3 separate regions of the Homo sapiens genome follow, and all the other regions are linked to region 3. Evidence: chromatin contacts called from ENCODE Hi-C or POLR2A ChIA-PET data. All regions are on one chromosome and are shown on one strand. Each heading gives the region's core, a stretch centred on a gene start or an enhancer-like site at or near the end of the contact. The rest is flanking DNA. Distances are from core to core; before and after follow the strand shown. Region 1 overlaps LOC105374187 (a long non-coding RNA gene). Region 2 overlaps LOC124906300 (a long non-coding RNA gene). Region 3 holds the start of NMD3 (NMD3 ribosome export adaptor).

Region 1 (4,228 bases), core at 258-2,757, 42 kb after region 3:
ATTTCCTTTTCAGATTATTGTTGGCTTATAGAAATGCTACTGATTTTTATATGTTGATTTTTTATCTTACAACTTTAGTGAATTTGTTAGTTAGTTCTAATAGTTTTTTGGTGGTCTTTAGGTTTTTCCGATTAAAATATCATATCATTGGCAAACAATGATAATTTGACTTCTTTCTTTCCAATTTGGATGTCCTTTATTTCTTTCTCTTGCCTGATTGCTCCAGCTAGGACTTCCAGTGCTATGACAAATAACAGTGGTGAAAGTGAGCATCCTTGTGTTTCAGATCCTAGAGGAAAGGAAGGCTTTCAGTTTTTTCCCATTCAGCATGATACTAGTGGTGAGTCTATCATATATGGTTTTTATTATGTTGAGGCATGTTCTTTCTATACTCAATTTTTTTTAGGGTTTTTATCCTGAACAGATGTTGAGTTTTATCAAATGCTTGTTTTAGCATCAGTTGAAATGATCATTTGTTTTTGTCCTTCATTCTGTTAACATGGGGTATCACGTTGATTGATTTGCATATGTTGAACTATTTTTGCAGCCCTGGGATAAATTCCATTTGGTCGTGATGAATGATCTTTTTAATATGTTGTTGAATTTTGTTTGCTAGTATTTTGTTGAGGATTTTTAGATCAATATTTATCAGTGATGCTGGCCTATAGTTTTTTTTTTCTTTTTATGTGTGTCTGGTTTTGGCATCAGAGTAATAATGGCCTCATAGGATCAGTTTGGAAGTATTCCCTCCTGCTTTATTTTTTAGAATAGTTTGAGTAGGATTGGTATTAGTTCTTCCTTAAATGTTTGCTAGAATTCAGCAGTGAAGCCATCAGGTCCCAGGCTTTTCTTTGCTGGGAGACTTTTTGGCTTTGATCTTGTTATTTTTTATATGTCTGTTCAGATTTTGGATTTCTTCATGGTTCAATCTTGCTAGGTTTTATGTGTCTAGGAATATATCCATTTCTTCTAGGTTTTCTCATTTATTGGCACATACTTGTTCATTGTAGTCTCTAATGATCCTTCTAATTTCTACAGTATTGGTTATAATGTCTCCTTTTTCACCTCTGATTTTATTTATTTGGGTCTTCTTTTTTTTTTCTTAGTCTGGCTAAAAGGTCACCAATTTTGTTTATCTTTTCAGAAAAACCAACCATTTGTTGATCTTTTGTATTTTATTTCAATTTCATTTATATCTGCTCTGATCTTTATTATTTCTTCTACTAATTTTTGATTTGGTTTGGTCTTGCTTTTCTAGTTCTTTAAGATGCATTGTTAGATTGTTTTCTCTGATGTCACTTTGTAGTGCCCTTTTACTTTTATTCTGACCTTTGGAGATTAGAATGAGGTGTAAATTCTGAGCCTGAGCCTCAGAGATTGCATGTTTCCTCTCGGGCCTCTGCCATTGCTGTGAGCACATGTTTAGTTAAATCTGTTAGAGGAAGTGAGGGAGAACAAACCCAGGTTGCCGCACCTGAAGCCAGCTAACCCTCAGACATGTAAGCAAGCACAGCTAAAATCAGTAGAGCTGCCTAGCCAAACCCCAACTCATCCCAGACACATGAGCAATAAACTTGTATGCCCCTGAGGATTTGTGGTTGATACAGAGCATTGTTGTGACATTAGACAGTTAATATTGTGACATACGAACACTGAATTAACAATTTTTGTGGCTGGGCATTTCTAGGTTTTTTCTTTTTCTTTTTTCCCATAAAAATTTGTTTCATTTCTCATTATTTTCTGAGAATATATATGTAAGGATGAATTTACTGTGTCAAAGAGCATATAAGAATCTCAGTACATAGAAAAATCCTTTTTAGAAAGGTCGTACCTACCATGTAATGCAGTTTATGAGATTGCCTCTTTTACAGTCTTACTGTTCTTGATGTTTGGTATGTTTTCTCTTTTAATGTTTTCTAGGCTCACTTTAGGTGAAGCCCAGTCTGTAGTGATCTGTTAGATGAACTTCTGTAGCAGTTACAATCTGTTCTACGTGGTTAGTTTTATAAACCTCCTGAGTTATTATCATTAACATTTTTATATGTATGTCTTTCTCTCCAACTAGGCTATATATTTCCTTAGGGCAGCACAAATATAGCACAATGCATAGGTCCTCAAGTATGTAGTTAGTAGTACAATCTGATTTGAGCTACAATTTTGAAAAATGAGTGGTCTTTTTGGGTGGGTATTGCTTTGCTTTAAATAACTCTTTGAGAGTCCACTCATGAAGCAAGAAGTCAAGCAGATTTTTAAGGCTTTGGAGAGGTGGTAAATAGAACTTATAGAGAGAGTTGTCCATATTGGTCAAGACTTTATTTTGTTTGTAGAAGCCAAATGTGCATCTAATCCTATACATTGTTAAATTTTATGAGTAGTGCTGTGTCTGGAGTTGTTTCCTTCTGGTGGGTTCATGGTCTCGCTGACTTCAAGAATGGAGCCATGGACCTTCACAGTGAGTGTTACGGCTCTTAAAGATGGCACAGACCCAAAGAGTGAGCAAGATTTATTGTGAAGAGCAAAAGAATAAACCTTCTACAGCCTGGAAGAGGACCTGAGTGGGTTCTGGCTGCTGGCTGAGATGGCCAGCTTTTATTCCCATATTTGTCCCCTCCTATGTCCTGTTTCTGTCCTATCAGAATGCCCTTTTCTCAATCCTCCTTGCGATTGGTTACTTTTAGAATCTTGCTGATTGGTCCATTTTCCAGAGTGCTGATTGGTCCATTTTACAGAGCGTTGATTGGTGCATTTTACAAACCTCTTGCTAGCTACAGAGCACTGACTGGTGCGTTTTACAATCCTAGCTACAGAGCGCTGATTGGTGCGTTTTACAATCCTCTTGTAAGACAGAAAAGTTCTCCAAGTCCCCACTGGACCCAGGAAGTCCAGCTGGCTTCACCTCTCAGTGCTAATTAGTCAACCACAGAAGTCTGATATTGTAGTATTAGCACAGACTGTTCAGTTTTAACACACAGTAAATTATTTTCTTCCTCCAGAGAATTTTATTGTGTATAATGTCACATATGTTATTTATAAATAATCCTGTGGACAGACAACTACAAATGACCTATACAGAGAAGAAAAACTATTGGGAGATATTCAAGAACTAGAAAATATGTCTGGTAGTTTTCCTGTGTTTATGGATTTGGACCAGAATAATGCTAATGGGCTGACTACTCAACAAAGGACAAGATAAATCAGTGTACATGTGGATTCAAGAGTGTTCTATACTAAGAGAGTGCTGTAGAAGTCCCCATGGAATGTTACTAGATTCCTGGGATGATGATACTGAATAGTCTGGAATGTGGCATTCTTTGTCTCAAAGAGAGTCTTTAAAAAAATCTGTGTTCTGATGGTAGAGTTCCAATTTTGGCATTTTGCCTTCTGTGATAATAGATAGACTTTGACTCTAGGTAAATTTGTGGTGGAGCAAAAGTTCGTTTGGGGTTGTTCCACTTACCCCTTACTCTTTGCCCTCCCTAGTCATGTTTGTCCTCTTTTCTTTCTTTATAGGCAATGGCCTGATACTCATAGTCAGGAATAAATAAATAGTTATGGTTTAAAATATTATTCTTGAGAGTATTTTCATCTTTGTCTGGGAACAAACATGCTTATTTGTACTTGAGTTCTTGTCCTTCTACCATCATCACTGGAAAAACATCTCTGGGTAGTCACTGCCTCCCCAAACTGGACTCAGGATGGAACTTTTGAAGCAGTGTTACCTACCCCAAACAACTCAAACCCATAAGTATGAGAATAAATGATTATTTTAAGCCACTGAGTTTTGGGGGTGGTTTCTTATGCAGCATTATTGGCAATAGCTGACTGATACTCTCTACATCTTTAAAATTCATTTCACTGTGCAACTTCTGATGGGTAATGCTTGCTCTGATTATAGAAGTAGGGCAACCCTCTTTCCCCAAACACCTACTAGGGTTAAAGTTCAGATGATAGTAGATGTACCCCTATCGATTCTTTTAAAGTAGCTTGACTTTTTCTGCTAGTGTTGTCTTGAGTGGGTTAGTTAATCCCCATACATTATTTCTACACATTACAGGTTTTACTGGTTTTAATAGTACTCTGGAAGGTGGCTTGAGGTGGAGGAGTGATATGGTTTGGGTCTGTGTCCCCACCCAAATCTCATGTTGAATTGTAATTCCTGATGTTGGGGAAGGGACATGGAGGGAGGTGATTGGATCATGGGGGAATGGTTTCCCCTATGCTGTTCTTG
Region 2 (4,654 bases), core at 1,267-3,766, 50 kb before region 3:
AATTCTATTCAATGTAATGTTGTTTAACACTTCAATTTAATAAACATTTAATGAGCAAAGCACAATGCTAGGTGTATTAAGAAGAGATTCCTTAGTTGCAAGGAATGACAGTTCTAGCATCAGTTTGCTTATGTGAAGGGCAATGGTACAGAGAAGTCTCATTGAACCTATGGCAGGAAGACAGGCAGGCCTCATGGGAACTGGAGAGCTGTCAAACATTCTCTTCCTTCCTGTCCCCTGACCTACACAGCCTCTTCTTCTGCTTCTGTTATTCTCTTTGACTACATGGCATTTGATCTGCCATATTTCTGCTTCATTCTGCTTTCTGTAAGCCTCCTCCTCTGCTCTTTTACCAAATCTGGCTCCTAGGTTTCAGTCTTATAGAAGGAACCTGTGAGTGTGTGTGTGTGTGTGTGTGTGTATACACATATATAATTTTTTACTTGCTGATGTTTTCTTGTGAAAAACATAATTTTAGCACAAGACAGATTGTGACAACAGGTACAAAAAATAAGTGCTACTGGAGTATGGAGGAGGGATAGATTGAGGTAAGGGTCTAGGAAAACTTCTGTGGTTGGAAGATACTCAAAATGTCAGAAATACTTTGAATGGTGGCCTACAGATGAGTGTAGAATGAAGTCCAATGTTTATGGCGACTAGGGATCATACGTGTTACAAAGATAGGTATGACTTGAGAGGCAGCTTCTTCAACAATGGAAAATCATCAGAGGTTTTTAATGAGGTGAGTCACATGATCAAATCTGTGCTTCATGAAGATGCTTAGGGCATTCTAGTTGGATGAATTGGATGTGGTGAAGGGGCTGGAGCTCCTATCCTCCTTCAGAAGCAAGGCAGATCAGTGAATCCGCATAAGGGTATTAATGGTCTGAATTAGGAGAAAAGCCATGAAAATGAGTGGACACAAATAACCATTATATTTAACAAAGATAGTATAGCTTTGCTGTGGAATGTGTGAATAATAATCAGAGTTTAAAATGTTGGCAAAATGTTAAATACTTCTAGTAAAATGCAGCATGGTTTTTAAATAGTTAATTTTAAATAGTTAATTTTTAAGTGGAGGAAGGAAGAAGAATATGAAGATGGGGAAGTGTTAAGTTTGTTATTTTTAAAAATTTTTATTTTACTTTAAGTTCCGGGATACATGTGGCAGAACATGCAGGTTTGTTACATAGGTGAGCATGTACTATGGTGGTTTGCTGCACCTATCAACCTGTCACCTAGGTATTAAGCCCTACATGCATTCTGACGCTCTCCCTCCCCTCACCCCACCAACAAGCCCTGGTATGTGTTGTTCCCCTCCCTGTGTCCATGTGATCTCATTGTTCAGCTCCCACTTATGAGTGAGAACATGCAGTATTTGGTTTTCTGTTCCTGTGTTAGTTTGCTGAGGATGATGGCTTCCAGCTTCATGTCTCTGCAAAGGATATGATCCCATTCCTTTTTACGGCTCCATAGTATTCTATGGTGTATATGTACCACATTTTATTTATCCAGTCTATCATTGATAGGCATTTGGGTTGGTTCCATGTCTTTGCCTTTGCTATTGTGAATAGTGCTGCAATAAACATACATGTGCATGTATCTTTATAATAGAATGATTTATATTCCTTTGGGTGTATACCCAGTAATGGGATTGCTGGGTCAAGTTGGTTATTTTTAGTTTTTAAAAAAATGCTTTCTGTCAGCTCTGGAGGGCTGCTAGCCCACAGTCCAATAGTTAGGATGGATTCCTCTGCTAGGTCCAAGCTGTGTGTGATGGGGTGACACGGCTGGTCCCTCAGAGCAGGATGAGGAACAGTCCACTTAGGGATAGAGTTGGTGTGCAAAAAGAGGTGCTGTGTGGGTCCAGTGTAAGAGAAACAAATCTGAAATCTAGCATTGAAATGCTATTAAAAGAAGAGGCCCCATGGACTACTGTTTGGAAAATTCCATAAAACAATAGGGTCCCAGTTCTCTAGAAGATGGTGAAGACAGAAATTGGACTCAAGGGATGCTGAAAGGGGATTATGATATAGAGAAAGACAGTCCTATAAATCTGGAAATTGTTTTGTACAATTGTCATCTCCTGGATGATCTGGTCATGACCATCAGCCCCATTCACAGTCATGGAATATGTTCTTAGTGAGCCGTTACCAATTGCAAAGCACTGTTACAAACACCAAGGGGCCTACCATGCCACTGAAGGAGAAGGAGCTAACATTTTTTGAGGATCTCCTATATTCAAGGTACATTACTAGAGACCATGCAAATGTTATTTGATTTAATTTTTTTTAACATCTACAACTTTTTAAGCTTGGTCACAATTAGTAGGACTTTTTCTCTGTCCAAGCACAGTATTGGCCACTTCCTTACTTTGTGACTCTTGAATAAATTGTTTTTCCCCAGACACACAAAGGGGGCAACTACTTTCCTCCAGAGGTCAATAGTTGAGATGAGGGACTTGCTCTGTTGGCAAATCTGAAATCTCACCCAGCCAAGCTTCTGACTCATCTTTCCTGTCCTCAGTGCCTCCTGATCTGTGAGCTCTTGGTTCTGGCCCATCCCCAGGCCAGTGAGCTCACTCTAAACTGTTGCTGCTGCTTCTCCTCAGATAGCTACGTCCTTCTAACCGGAGCCTACAATCTATTTGGGGAGCTTTGGCTTCTAAAACTTCCCCTTCCAATGCATGGGAAGCACTTTTCATCACAAAAGACAATAATTTTGAAAAAACTAATAAATAAATAAATAAATAAATCCTCTGAAACACAGAATTTAAAAATGAAAAAATTTGTCTACTTTGGGTAAATGCTTCTTTACCATTAAGAGAGATTGTGTCTTAGATCTCCTAAGGTTAACACAAAAGATTATAAAAACTATTAAGGATTTGGAGTCATTATGTTCATTACTGTTTTTTAAAATTACATTTTAATTTTAGCATTGAATGCTTTGCTGCTATGAAAGATAATAGGATTAATACTGGGAGGTAGGGTGACCAACAATCCCAGTTTGCCTAGGAGTGAGGAGTACCTTGGGATTTGGGAATTTTTGCACTAAAACCAGTACAGTTGGTCCCCCTAGTGGAAAGCATCTTGGTATAGTTGCTAAGACTGTAGATTCTAACACCTTCATTTAAGGCTTTGCTCTTCAATGTACTACCTATTTATCATAAGCAATGTACTACCTATTTATTACAAGCAAATTACCTATTTTTATGTCTCTATTTTCTCTTCTGTAAAATGAGGATAAAACAGTAACTACCCCCAAAGAGTTGTTGTGAAATTGAATGAGTTACTATATGGAAATGTAGTGTGGCAGGACCCCACCAGGTTAGTTAAAGGTTTATGTCTACTGCTTGAATCCTGAAGGCTAGGCAATGAGCCAAGGTCTTGGTGCTCAGCAGAAGGGCAGGTGTCCTTGAGAACCCAAACATCCTGGAGCATAGCTGGAAACATAATAGTGGACAAAGAGCCAGAAAATTAACTTAAAAGCAGTTTAGAGAAGAGCAGTGGGGTAGATCTTGTAGTTGTCCTGCTGCTGCCCAGGAATGCCCTGTGTGTAAGTCCTGATTAACTCATCTGCTTACCAAGCCGGACTTGTCCAAGTCATTCTTTGGTCTCTCAACTATTTCCCACCACCCCACCCCACCCCACCCCACCCCTCCCACCCCAGGTTTTTCTTGTAACACAACAGTACCGACAATGTAATGAACACCAAATAAATGCCAGCTGTCATTGCTAAGTCCTACCCCTTTTCCCTGATTGTATTTGTTTATATATTTTTTTACTACCCCAGCTTTTGATCCTTCATTTTACATTTACATAGATTCATTGTTTACTACTTGCCCTTCAACTATGTCTTTTCCAATACTGAGTTTTCCAATCTTTAAAAAAAAGTTTAAAAGTTGCTACATAATATTTTGCATATTTATAGGGTAATAAGATAATATGTGATATTTTGTTATATATATAGAATGTGTAATGATCAAGTCAGGGTATTTATTTGACATGTCTATCACTTTGAGTATTTATCATTTCTATGTGTTGGGAACAATTCAAGTCCTCTCTTCCAGCTACTTTGAAATACAGAATATATTGTTGTTAACTGTAGTCACTCTACTCTACTGTTGACAATGGAACTTAAACTTTTTATTGGTGTGTTTGTAACCATTAACCCACCTCTCTTCATTCCCCTTCCCACCCACCCACTTTTCCCAGCCTCTAGCATCTATCATATGAGATCAACTTTTTTTATGAGATCAACTTTTTTTTATGAGATCAACTTTTTTTAGCTCCCATATATGAGTGAGAACATGCAATATTTGTCTTTCTGTGTCTGGCTTATTTCACTTATAATAATCTCCAGTTCCATCCATGTTGCCACAAATGAGTTTTAAAATCTTGATTCATTTCTTGGCTGGCTGAGTTTTATAATCAATTAAACTTTTCACAGAGAGCTCATAGGTGCTTCTATTAGTGTGCTGTAGCTGCTATTTTAAAAATGCCATCAGGCGCGGTGGCTCACACCAGTAATCCCAGCACTCTGGGAAGCCATAGGTGGGCGGATCACCTGAGGTTAGGAGTTCAAGACCAGGCTGACCAACATGGTGAAACCCTTTCTCTACAAAAAATACAAAAATTGCCTGGGCTTGATGGCG
Region 3 (4,021 bases), core at 484-2,983:
CAGAGTTGTGGTGGGTATTAAATGGATAATTAATTTACCAATATATATTGAGGGTCTGTTTTGTGTCAGCTGCTGTGCTAGGTGCACCAAGAAGAACAAGACCCGAATTGCTCTCCAGGGTTTTGAAACTGCTGGGCATGCAGAGTAGAAAATTTATGATCCAATTCAAAGCACTATTATAGAGGCATATACCTCGTATAAAGGTGTTATCATAGAACCATATATACAGAAGGAGCATGTAACTCCTCTGGCCCTTAGGGACCGAAGGAGTCAGAAAAGAGAGGATGTATGGTGGACAGGATAATGGCTCTGCAAAGATGTCCTATTCCCTGAAATCTGTGAATATATTACCTAACATGGCAAACGAACTTTACAGATGTGATTAAATTTCTTGAGATGGAGAGATTATTCTGGATTATTTGGTTGGGCCCAGTGAAATCACAAGTGTCCTTGTAAGAGGGGTGCGGGGGGGTGGGGGTGAGAAAAGGAGACTCTGACTGCAAAATGATGTGGGACCACAAGCCAAGGAATGTGGGCAGCGTGTAGAAGTTGGAAAGGGCCAGGGAATGGATTTTCTCCTGGAGCCTCCAGAGTCAGCCCTCACCATCTATTTAGACCTGTAGCTTCCAGAACTGGAAGAGAACAAATTTGTGTTTTCTAAGCCAACTAAATCAGTGATAATTTGTTAGAGCAGCACTAGGAAACTAATTCAGGCTTAATCTTTAGTGCCGAGTCCCGGGTAGAAGCAAAGGAAGACTATTTTCTGTGAGGACCTGCCAGTTGGTCTTCATGGCTTGCGAGTACGTGTGCTTGGGAGTAGGACAGGATATGTGGAGATCAGATCCTGAAAGGTCTTCTTTCCACACAAAGAAACTGGAAATAATGCTGAAGGTAATCAGAGGCCACTGAAGGATTAAAAGCAGGGGAGTGTGACAAAATCAGAACTGCATTTCAGAAGGATGAATTGAAGTCTACAAGTAGAGACAACAGACGAGAGGCTACTTAAGTATTCTGGGCAAGAAATGATGAGAGGCTGTCTCTGATCACCCTCTACAAAACGCCTTTGCTTATTCCTTGAAATTTGGGATGAGAGGATTTAGAAAAAAAAATGGTTGTACTCTTCAAATATTTGAAAGGCTGTCATGAGACAGATTAGACACGGTCTGTGCTGCTCCAAGTTTGAGGGATAAATCAGTCATAAGAAGATATTAAATGCACTATCCGGAAGCACATAATTAATAATTTGTCTAAAAATCGCATAGACTTCTTCACAGATAATTATGCTTTACATTTCATTCTTTCAACAAATAATCATTTGAGCAGTTAGCATGTGGCAGGCATCAGGCCTGTATATGACGGTGAACCAAACAGACAAAAGGCACTGCCCTGGATGGAGTTTCTTTGCATAAGGTACCGTTTACAGATAACTTTTATATAAAATAATCATTTAATCAAGAAGCAAGCTCACAGTCGGGATAGCTGAAAAGAGACTAATATACGGGCGAGGTTGGTTTGGAGTAAACCCTGGCCTGGGAAAATCGAGACGATAACTGAAAAGCAGTCACTGACGGCAAATGAGCCCCTGGGACTTCTCTCCGCGAGCTTTCCCAGCCACCAGGCCGCTCCCATCACCCTTCCGCCCGTCGGTGCCGCCCCTTTCCTCGTCCCCACCCCGTCCCTTTTAATACGTCACTCGGGCCGCGGGATTTCGAGCATTTCGCTCGCGAGATCTTCTCTGTGGCGGAGACAGCCAGGTTGGCAGCTGACGGGACAGCCGGGGTCTATTTTGTTGCGGGTTTTCAGCAAATCCAGGGCTGGTCTGGAGGCGCGAAGTAGGTTCCGGAGTCCGAGACCTGGGCTGTCGGCCGCGGGCCCCTGAGTAGCGGATGGGGCGGGCTCCCCGGCCTCGGGGCCGTGCTCAGTCTGCGTGAGCGCCGCGTGCCCGGAACCCGTGTGCGGTCGCGCCCCGGGGTTGGGGGTCGGCGTGGGTGGCCCTCGGGCGCCGGGACGCCGTCCGGAGACTCCTGTGGCGTGGGTCTGAGGCGCGGTGGTCCGGTGCGGTCCCTGGGCTGGTGGAGAGCGGGAGGGCCCGGGCGTCCACAATCCCGAGCTGACCTCGCCCTTGGTCGTCCAGGGTTGGAGCCCAGGTGAGATGGAGGTCAGCGGCAGAGCTGGGTGGCCCGAGGGTCTTGCAGCTGGGAAGCTCAGGAAATCCCATGGTCCTCATCTTAAAGTTCTTTTTAACGAACTTACCCAGTGGAGTTGGGTTTCCTTCTTTCCTGCTTTTTCGAAGTTCTGTGAATATATTAATTATTCAGAGAGACTGGAGGAAGACGTAAAAAGAGGAGACTAGGTAAAGTGATTTAAATCCCAACATTCTCTTTTTTTTTTTTTTTTTTTTTTTTTTTTTTAAAAGAACTTAAGGCATACAGAACGATGGAGTATATGGCAGAATCCACCGACCGCAGCCCTGGACACATGTGAGTGCGACACTTCTTCCTTCCCCCTTAAATGTGAAAATCTTCAGTGAGCCCGGGAAACTCACTATGGAGAACGCTTGAGGGTGGGTGGGAAAGAGCGTATATTGTCATAAATGGGAAAAAATAGAAGTCTTATTTCTGTAGAAAATCGAATTAGTTTCTGGTTATAAAGCTTGTTCTAGTAAATATAAGCTCTAAGAGGGTTAAAATATTTACCATACATCCTTTTAGATCGGCACTGTCCAATATGTAGCCATTAGCTACGTGTGGCTATTTAAATTTACTTTTTACTTACTTTTTTTTTTTGAGACGGAATCTCGCTCTGTTGCCCAGGCTGGAGTGCAGTAGTGTGATCTCGGCTCACTGCAACCTCCACCTCCCGGGTTCAAGCAATTCCCTGCCTCAGCCTCCCGAGTAGCTCGGATGACTTCCTGATTTTTATTGGAGATTATAATGTAGTAATTTTTAAATTTTGAACATCTTAAATCTTAGTTATCAATTTTTAATTTCTTGCATTTAAGTTCAAATTAACTTTTTTTTTTTTGCTGTTAAATAGGTTTAATGATACAGTGCTCTTCAAAGAGATTACTACAGAGACTTTTAAACGATAATCCTGGAATCGTTCAGCACAGACCAATTAGCTAAATCTAAAATAAATTGGCTTCTTACCACAACTACCCTGTAAACATTGTAGTCCTTCTGTCTAGAATGACCCTAATCTCACAGGAAAACAGTAACTATGGAGAAACTAGCTTTGTGGCCAAAAGTAAAAACCAAAGGAAAAATAGGAATTCAGTGGTTAGTGAAAGCAGGAAATTTGGCCCCCTTCCCTGTGATGCTTTACTCTTCCCTTGTCCATCAGTTAGCTCAGTGGGTTTGAATAAGCCATCTGAAAATGTCTTTGGAGCTCAGCATAGTGCTGATCTTCCTTGTTCTATCAGTAGCTTTTAACAGACACTTGTCTAAGGGCTCAAAGCCCTTCACAGAACCCTTTCTTGGAATGGGTTGTTTGACCATTATACTTCCCTCCGGACAACCAGCACTTCTGGAAGAGCCTGGTTAGCTCTGTCAGGAACTGCTTTCTTTCCAGGTGGTACCGCTGGCTCCACTCTGTCAACATAAACCCCAAGCAGTTTAAGTTGGAAGTTTCCTAAATTAATTTAAATGGAATAAAATTAAATACTTGGTTGCTCGTTTGTACTAGCCATGTTGCCACATGTGGCTAGTGGCTACCATTGGACATGGAAGATTATTGAACTTTTATTTTGGACAATGTTGTTCTACATTAGGGGTTCTCAGACTTTTTCTGCCCCCAGTACATCTCGAATTATGATAGTTCCGTCATTTATACTGAGTCTCTAGATGTTGATAGACTTCCTATACTGTTAAAAAAAAAATTCTGCTATGGGTAAATGTTTATATTTCAGCAGTCCTTATGCTTTTTTTTTTTAATTGCCTTTGGAGTATATTGGCGTCTGATTCTGTTAGAAATGATTTAGATATTAGTTTCTATTGGTGTAGTCCAGAGATATACTTGAAGA

The links. A loop is a pair of places that touch in the nucleus more often than their neighbours do. ChIA-PET counts read pairs that join two places held with the same protein, here RNA polymerase II (POLR2A). Pooled maps may share reads with other maps.
Region 1: a map of PC-3 shows a loop between it and region 3 (2.1-fold over the local background). The contact joins the enhancer-like site here to the promoter of NMD3 in region 3. A Hi-C loop is called at or near these places in 7 of 168 maps with a recorded cell type or tissue (HepG2, IMR-90, MCF 10A and 4 more), 2 of 37 single-sample maps with no recorded cell type and 10 of 50 pooled maps. POLR2A ChIA-PET finds 5 or more read pairs at or near these places in 9 of 52 experiments (AG04450, H1, HEK293 and 6 more).
Region 2: a loop to region 3 is called in a pooled map, with 2.8 times the contacts of the local background. The contact joins the enhancer-like site here to the promoter of NMD3 in region 3. A Hi-C loop is called at or near these places in 1 of 168 maps with a recorded cell type or tissue (MCF 10A) and 4 of 50 pooled maps. POLR2A ChIA-PET finds 5 or more read pairs at or near these places in 3 of 52 experiments (OCI-LY7, WTC11 and activated CD4-positive, alpha-beta T cell).

What each region holds. Positions count from the first base shown.
Region 1 is chr3:161,261,729-161,265,956 of GRCh38, forward strand. It overlaps LOC105374187 (a long non-coding RNA gene), which reads left to right. Exons shown (of 2, transcript XR_007096151.1): 1 at 1-4,228. Among named protein-coding and RNA genes, the nearest start is that of NMD3, 43 kb to the left of the region's middle. Within about 2 kb of position 1,508, at least 3 of the 41 ENCODE cell types and tissues checked have a DNase peak (open chromatin) inside an H3K27ac peak, as active enhancers do; they include IMR-90 and PC-3, where a contact is called at or near this core.
Region 2 is chr3:161,168,780-161,173,433 of GRCh38, forward strand. The region is part of intron 1 of LOC124906300 (a long non-coding RNA gene); the gene reads left to right. Among named protein-coding and RNA genes, the nearest start is that of NMD3, 50 kb to the right of the region's middle. Within about 2 kb of position 2,517, at least 4 of the 41 ENCODE cell types and tissues checked have a DNase peak (open chromatin) inside an H3K27ac peak, as active enhancers do.
Region 3 is chr3:161,219,578-161,223,598 of GRCh38, forward strand. NMD3 (NMD3 ribosome export adaptor) reads left to right here and starts at 1,734. Exons shown (of 16, transcript NM_015938.5): 1 at 1,734-1,832; 2 at 2,417-2,480. The coding sequence starts at 2,437. It also overlaps the pseudogene SRP14P5. RefSeq lists enhancers at 1,307-1,416, 1,476-1,977 and a silencer at 1,897-2,096.